Linked DNA regions of Homo sapiens: regions 1 and 3 are each linked to region 2. A link is an interaction called in ENCODE POLR2A ChIA-PET data of the cell type or tissue named here. Cell type or tissue: PC-9. All regions are shown on one strand.

Region 1 (2,500 bases), 190 kb before region 2:
GAAAAAAAAAGATCTTTTTTTTTTTTTTAAACAGTCTAACTCTGTTGCCCAGGCTGCAGTGCAATGGCATAATCTCGGCTCACTGCAACCTCTGCCTCCTGGGTTCAAGCGATTCTCCCGTCTCAGCCTCCCAAGCAGCTGGGATTACAGACGTCCACCACCATGCCAGGCTAATTTTTGTATTTTTAGTAGAGATGGGGTTTTACCATGTTGGCCAGGCTGGTCTTGAACTCCTGACCTCAGGTGATCTGCCCACCTCAGCCTCCCAAAGTGCTGAGATTACAGGCGTGAGCCACCACACTTGGCCGAAAAAAATAATCTTGATCCCGATTTGCATGGGCTATTTCCCTACTTTCTAAGGTGTAAGGGAGGCAGCTGGTAAAGGTTTCCAGTCAGATTTGAGCTCCATCACTAATACATGTCTTATTAACTGTATTTGACAATGTACTTAACCTGTCTGGGCCTCAGTTTTCACATCCCAGATGGACATAATAATAGTACCTACTCCAAAAGGTTGTTGTGAGGATTAAATTAAATACACTAGAGCCTGGTAATAAAAGGCATGTGACCATGGGGGAGGTTCACTAATCCTGGGGCTGCTGCAAGCTTCCCTCGAGTCCTGTGAGCGTCAACACAAAGCATTTGGCATGGAGCCTGGTTGTGGCACACTCTCAGTAGCTGTGCTGCTGCTCCGGTAATGCAGACGCCTCTGGTGGAGGGCTGTGCTGTGGTGCTGTCTGCTATGTGTCAGATGTGGTGTCCTCAGGAAAGCAGGGCTTTTGCCTGAGCCCCGCAGGCAGTGACAGGGTGGTTTTTGCCTTTGATTCAGACCACATTGTGCAACACATCATTGGACAACCCAACCCAGAGAAACAAGGATCAGCTGATCCGGGCAGCCGTGAAGTTTCTGGACACCGACACCATCTGGTAATGGACATTTAGATGGGCATTCCCCTTGGATTGAGGCTATTTTTCCTGATTTGCCCAGATGGTTATCAGTGGAAGAAGAAACCCTCTCCATTTATTGCAAGGACAAGGAAGGTGGCCCACTTGACTTTGGCACTTGGCTGCTCTGTAGCCCCTTAGGAGGAGGACTCCTCGGGCTACAATGGTGTCAGAACATGGCCACCCCTCTTCTCTAGCCCAGAAGCTGCTCCTTAGGCTGGGAGGGTGGTTATGCAGCTCTTGCAGGTGCCGTGACCACAGGCCCCTTAGGCCTAGGGGGGCCTGTGACCTTAAACTTCTGCCCACCGACACTTTCTCAGGTAAAGCATCCTTGGCACTATGGATGCTGATAACTAGGAGTGTCCTTCTCCAGTTCTGAATTCTCCTCTGTGTCTATGTTTCTTGGCTAATTGTTCAGTGATGCCAAAGGAAAGTTGAGAAACAATGGAAATGATTGAGCAGCACCGTGCCTGCTAGCCCAAGTGCTCTAGGATCCTGAGTCATCTCACGATGACACAGGAAGTCAGCACTGATGGCTGGAGGCGTGCTTTCGAAGGGGGTGACCCATAGCTAGTGGGAACGCCCACTCCATTTATATTAGGGTTCACTTGATTGCAGGGAGCAGAAACCCATTCAACCTAGCTCAGACAAAAAGGGGATTCTTGAAAACTATACAGGGATCCTGACAGGAAATGAAGGACAGTTGGGTCACCAGGAAAGGTAGCTGGAAGATCCAATGTCAGAGCTCCTCCCTGTGCCCTACTAGGGTGAGAGGAAGGTGAGGGAGGAAAGGCTGGTTGTCCATCTGCCCCTCCCAGCACCCCAGCTTTTCCTGCATAACTCATGACCTCTCTTCCCCACTTTGCTTACACAAGACAGTGGATTTCCATAGTGCCCACTTGGATTCCCATCCCATGAGGCCCTGCAGCTCAGCTCCTCTCAACTGGCTCATGTCTGTGTCTCTTGGTCAAACAAATGGCACAGCCTGACCTCTAGCTTGGTCCCATCAGGTCTGGCATCTGTGCCAGCAGCTGCATCTGTAGCCAGGAGGTGGGTGGACTTATGAGGTATAAACAGGCTATTTGGTCTGTGACCAGGGGCACAGTCTCTTGGAGGGGGTGAGGGTAGAGATGCAAAGACTGAGCATCTGGCACAGCATTCCCATTCAGCATCTGGGTCAAGCGGGTGTGGACCCAGGGTTGCAGTTAGTAGATTGGATCTGCTTTAGGATGGCAGTAACAGTGTGGCAAGCTTGGACCTGTCAAATATTTGGGGGCATTTAGGGTAGTGGTTCTCAAACTCAAGCTTACACTAGAATCCCCTAGAGGGCTTGTTAAAACAGATTGCTGGGCCCCCCTCCAGAGGTTCTGATTTCTGTAGGCATGCAACCTGAGAATGTGTATTTCTAACAAGTTCCCAGGCGATGCTGGTGCCAGGGCCACACTTTGAGAACCACTGCTTTAGGGGAAAAGACTTGTGGGGCTGGGATGGTGGTGGTGAAGTTTTTGCTGTTGTCCTTTGTGTTTTTCCTTTTCTATCACTGAATGAAGGAATT
Region 2 (2,500 bases):
CATTGTGGGAGCCTGTGGTTTTTCCAAGAAAAAGGTCTCCTTTGGGTCCTGGGGGCAGCGGGAGGGCAGAACCTGAGGCCTTGGACAGGTCTGCATGACCCACCCAGAAATGCCATCAGTTTATTTTACAGGAGTCCCTGTCAGAGCTTTTGGGGCAGACCTCAGAGGAGTCTGTCCAGGGCCTCCAAGCCCAGGCCCTCAACATTCCAGGACGCAAAATCTCTACTCTCAGCACTAGGGAGTAAGTAGGATGCTTCCGGAAATTGAGTGGACTCCATTGTCTGGTGCCATTTCCTGTCCACCCCATTCCTCCCTAGGGTTGCAGGCTTAACTGTAGGTGTTGGGTAAGTCACTGTCTCACTCTGTTCTTTACTCTCCTGATCGGTAAACTGGTGTAGTGGGTGGTAAACCCAATGCCCACAGGGGCCTTATTACATTGATTTCCTCACTCTCCCTGTTGCCGGCTAGACTCACCCCATTCAATATGCAATTGGCCTCTCCTCAAACAGCCAGTTACCCCCCAGGGAACAGGTATCAGTCTTCCTCAGCCTTTGTGAGCTACACCCCTCACTGTGCAGCAATCTTTGGGGTTCAAGTAGCTCTTTGGTAGAGGGTGTGTTCAGTGACTCATGATAAGCCTGCAGGTGCCCACATGGGTGTGAGCCTCCAGGGGCAAAGCTGGCCATGGAGGCTCAGAGAGGGCTGGAAAGAACTCGCCCAGCTCACCACAGAGCCCAAGCTGGAATGAGACCACGAGCGTCATCTAGGACCAGAATCACCCATGTCAACAGTCATCTGACCCCATTATATACAGATGGAGAAGTGGGGGAGGGGAGACTCAGGCTCTGAGCAGTCTCTTCCCACAGCCTGGCCCCTCTGCCATAACCTGGGCAGGTCCCAGCTTGGCTCCCACAGCAGTGAAGGATATGCAGGGCCAGGCAGGGGGGCAGGGGGGCAGGGGGGCTCTGGGAGTGGGGAGGGGTTTCAGTAGCCTAGGCAATGGCTAGAGTGGACAACCCAGTTTTCCTGCCCAGTGCCTGCCCTGCCATCCACGGCTGAGCTCCGGGCACCGAGGGCATGGCTGGACAGGACAAGCGTCCTGGAAGAGGCCCTGCCCGTGCTGGACGCCTGCCCGAAAAGGCTCGAAACCCACAGAAGCTGCCTCTCAGTCTCTAAGAGGCTTGGAGAGGAAGCGGGGAGATGCGAATTCCTATCTCCCAGTTGGCAACGCCGAGGTCGGGCAGGGGCCGGGCTGGGTGACCTGGAAGGAATCCTCCGCTCTGGGCGCGCCACGCAGTCCCGGGTGGGGCTGTCCCGTGTTAGCCCTTCCGGTGCCCGGGACGCGCACCTGGCGGCATTCCTGGCCAGGTGTCTGGACTGGGGGCTGAGCCCAGCCTGTCCCCGCCGCCCCTCCCTACCTCCCGGGTAGAGCGGGCGCGGCGCATGTGACCCAGGGCTGGGCTCCCGGGAGTTACGCGCTGACGCCGCGTCACCCCACTCCGGGCCGGGCGCCCATTGGCTGCGCCGGGCCCGCGGGGGCGGGGCTGGTCTGGCTCTGCGCCCCGGCTCCCCTGGGTCTCCAGCCGCTGCCCTGGCCCGCGCGCGTGCGGAGCCGCCCCGGCTCTCCGGCTACCTCCAGTCCAGACAAAACCAGGGGCAGCAGTGCTGTGAGGTCCTGAGCAAGTCGCTTCACCGTCCCGCTCCACGTGCCTCAATTTACTCATCTGTAAAATGGGATGGTAACAGCCTCAACCGCCTGAGGCTGTCGAGAGGAGTGAATGGGTTTAAACCGCACTGAACACTCTGTAAGCGCTCAGCAAGTAAACTGTGCCGAACCTGCCCGCCGGGGTCACCGTGGACCAGGCTGGATCCCTGACCCCTGATAGGCACACCATTACAGAGGGGCTTGTGTCCACGTTCCTTGGGCGTGCTCAACGCTCCCCAGCCAACCGGGGCCCGAGGGTCTTGTTTGGAGGTCTCAGGATCTTTGAGGAGAGAAACTGCCAAGACAAGCATGTTCCCCCTGAAAAATGGATCCCCTCTTCTGTTTTCCCCTACCCTCACGTTGAGGGTTGCCCTGGTAATCCCAGGCTGTGGGGCAAAGATTTGTTTCTTTGGTGGCAAAGATGTAAATTCTTCCCACCCCCACGTTGGACTGTGCCCCATGGGGGTTGGATTTTCTGGGGTGCAGGTCTTCTGTTGACCTTGTCTTACCTTCTTTCCCTTTCCCCTAACTCCTGCAGTTATGGAGTGAATATTTATTGAGCTATTCTATTTACATATGTGGTAACCCATTTAAAAACGGTGAGGCGGGTTGGGTGCAGTAGCTCACGTCTGTAATCCGAGCACTTTGGGAAGCCGAAGTGGGTAGATTACTGGAGGCTAGGAGTTCGAAACCAGTCTGACCAACATGACAAAACCCCATCTCTACTAAAAATACAAAAATTAGCCGGGCGTGGTAGTGCATGACTGTAATCCCATCTACTCGGGAGGCTGAGGG
Region 3 (2,500 bases), 120 kb after region 2:
ATGTCTTCCCTCCCCTCCTCAGTTTCTGAGTGATGAGGAGGAGAAAGTCCCCCAGGTGGTTGATGACAGCCCACACAATCAGGTCCCCACCAACTCCTGCCCTCAGTCCCAGCCTGTTGCCCCACTCACATTGCCCCTTGCAGTTCCTGAATTCAGCAGGCACACTCTCACCTTAGGACCTTTGCACTTGTTGATCCATCTGCCTGGAATGCTGTTCCCTACCTTCTAATATACCATGTAATTTACATATTTAGGTATCTGGTAGGTATTTTTGTCTGTTTGTTCCTTGGTGTATCTTCCGTATTTGGAATGGTTCCTGGTATACATTCCATAAGCACTTGTTCAATGAATGAGTGAGTGAATGCATGGAACAATGAAGTTAAACCAAGCCCTCCTCCCATAAGCCTGACCAAGCCCAAGTTTTCTCTTCTTTGAGCCAACAGTTCCCCTGGATAAAATGGGGGTGGGGTGGAGCATGGAGAACATCAGGGCCAGGACATGTCGGAAGACTCACCTGAGGTCGCTCAGTGAGTACCCTTCACAGATTCCAGGTCGCTCAGTGAGTACCCTTCACAGATTCCAGGTCGCTCAGTGAGTACCCTTCACAGATTCCAGATTCTGGGGATGGGTGTAGAGGGATGGGATGGTGGTGGGTGGCTTATCTCAAAAAAGGGCAGAGCCTGTCATTTGTTCCAGGGGCCTCTCTTGTTCCCTGGCTCCCTGGGGACTCCCTGGAGCTCCTGGGGCAGTGGTACGGAGGGATCTTGATTCAGCAGGGCTGCCATTCACATCTGCCAGAGGGTGATGGAAACCCTGACCTGGCCAGGGCCCTTCCACAAGTGGTATCATGGAGAGTCACAAGACAGTACCCCAAGGTCAGGATCTGACCATCCCCTAGAGGAGAAACCCAGGCTGAGAGCCTGCAAAGAACTTGCCAAGACCACAGCAACACAATCGGATCCCATCCGACTCTCAATTTCAAGATTCTTTGCTCACCTCCACCAAGCACAGTGCATGGCGTGTGGCAGTGCAGCAGAATGGAGTGGCAACCTCACAATTCAAACCTAAGTGTGCATGGACCCCAAAGCCTTGCTTACTCCATCAGACCCTACTGGCAGGATTCCATGGGATCATGGTGCCAGCAACCAGCACCCAGCACCCACAAATGTTGCTGGAACACCAGCAGAGGAGGCTGCCTGGCTGGCAGGCTTCCTGCTCCCTAGGTTCTGATTTCACCTTTCACCAAGAGTCTGCCCCAGGGGAATTAGGATCCTCCCTCCTCGCTGGGATGGTAGGGGTGCTCACAGGTTTTAAAGGGCCCAGTCCTTCCTGGTGAGGTGAGGCTGTGTTCTGGAGAACCTAGGTCTGGACATGTCAGCCCTTTTGTTTGCCAAGCACTATCTCAATAGCTGCTTTCATGCAAGTGTGTGTCCAGATGCCATTCCAGAGCTAAATAGTAAACAGGAGCTGTTGACCAGAGAGGCAGGGTGGGTAGAGGGCTGGGGACTCTAAGCAGGGTCCTAGGGAATGCAGGCAGTGGAGCCAGCCAAGGACAAGGCTCACTGACAGGCCACCAGGGACACCCAGGTGGAAACAAGGGACGGGGAGGCCCATCAGGCCAGGCTGGTACACTAAGACCCAGAAGTCGCATTCAAGCTCAGCCCTGGTCTGGTAAGCCTCACGCTGGAAGCCTGCAGGCCTGAGGTCAGATGTGGGCCAGGTTTTAACATCTATTCCACATGTTTATTGAGTAGTGGGGCAGCAACTTCAAATCTCTATGTATCTCCCCCCGCCCCATCAGTCAGCCTCATTTGAGAGACTGGATCACTGAGGTCCAGGAAATGCACTTGCTCCCAGTCACGTAACTTGAAGGTGGCAAAAGTATGCATCCATTGGCTTGGTACATATTTACTGAGCACCTACTAGATGCCAGGCTCCATTCTATGTGTTGAGGATTCAGAGCAAGGAATGAGACAAAGCTTTCATTCTAGTCTTGACAGACAAGAAACAGAATGAATAAGTAAATGATGTAGTATGTTACCTTAGGTGAAGCGTGCTATGGAAAAATAAATAAAGCCAAGGAAGCGGGCTGGGAGCATCTGCAGGGGCTGTTTTTCTACACTGAGTGGTCAGAGCTCATACTTAAGAGCATTTGAGAACACACTTGACAGACAAAGGTAGTGAGGCATGCAGCTGTCTGGGGGCAAAGCTGTGCAGGCAGAAGGAAGAACAAGTGCAAAGACCCTGAGGCAGCAGCCAGGCTGGGATTTTTGAGGAATGGCCAAGAGGTTAGTGTGGCTTGAGGGGAGTGAGCAGAAAGAGATGTGGGCAGAGAGGACGGGGGGCCACACCTACAGGGGCTTGCACACACACCATTGTAGGGACTTTGGCTCTTAGACTGAACGAGATGAGGCATTTCTGCAGTGTTTTGAGCAGGGATGGGACACGCTTTCCCTTGGGTGGTCAGAGTTTCTCCCTGTGAAGAGGGCAGATGTGGGGC

Evidence for each region. Peaks named below come from ENCODE experiments on the same cell type or tissue, not always from the same donor. Only the 100,000 strongest peaks of a DNase experiment are listed, where the experiment ranks them.
Region 1: POLR2A ChIA-PET joins it to region 2 with 5 read pairs; 10 of 35 experiments call an interaction of 5 or more read pairs at or near these places.
Region 3: POLR2A ChIA-PET joins it to region 2 with 5 read pairs; 7 of 35 experiments call an interaction of 5 or more read pairs at or near these places.

What each region holds. Positions count from the first base shown.
Region 1 is chr17:18,024,746-18,027,245 of GRCh38, reverse strand. It overlaps ATPAF2 (ATP synthase mitochondrial F1 complex assembly factor 2), which reads left to right. Exons shown (of 8, transcript NM_145691.4): 4 at 830-927. Among named protein-coding and RNA genes, the nearest start is that of ATPAF2, 13 kb to the left of the region's middle. In PC-9, no CTCF peak of the experiment used is centred here; a DNase peak (open chromatin) is centred at 1,425; H3K27ac peaks cover 1,704 bases.
Region 2 is chr17:17,839,227-17,841,726 of GRCh38, reverse strand. No RefSeq gene overlaps it. Among named protein-coding and RNA genes, the nearest start is that of SREBF1, 3.5 kb to the right of the region's middle. RefSeq lists silencers at 861-930, 1,311-1,740 and an enhancer at 999-1,518. In PC-9, no CTCF peak of the experiment used is centred here; DNase peaks (open chromatin) are centred at 496, 606, 1,286 and 2,296; H3K4me3 peaks cover 2,411 bases; H3K27ac peaks cover 2,500 bases.
Region 3 is chr17:17,719,141-17,721,640 of GRCh38, reverse strand. All of the region lies in intron 1 of RAI1 (retinoic acid induced 1), which reads right to left. LOC124903943 (a long non-coding RNA gene) reads left to right here. Exons shown (of 2, transcript XR_007065650.1): 1 at 1-519; 2 at 552-2,500. Among named protein-coding and RNA genes, the nearest start is that of RAI1, 39 kb to the right of the region's middle. In PC-9, no CTCF peak of the experiment used is centred here; DNase peaks (open chromatin) are centred at 320 and 1,281; H3K27ac peaks cover 1,316 bases.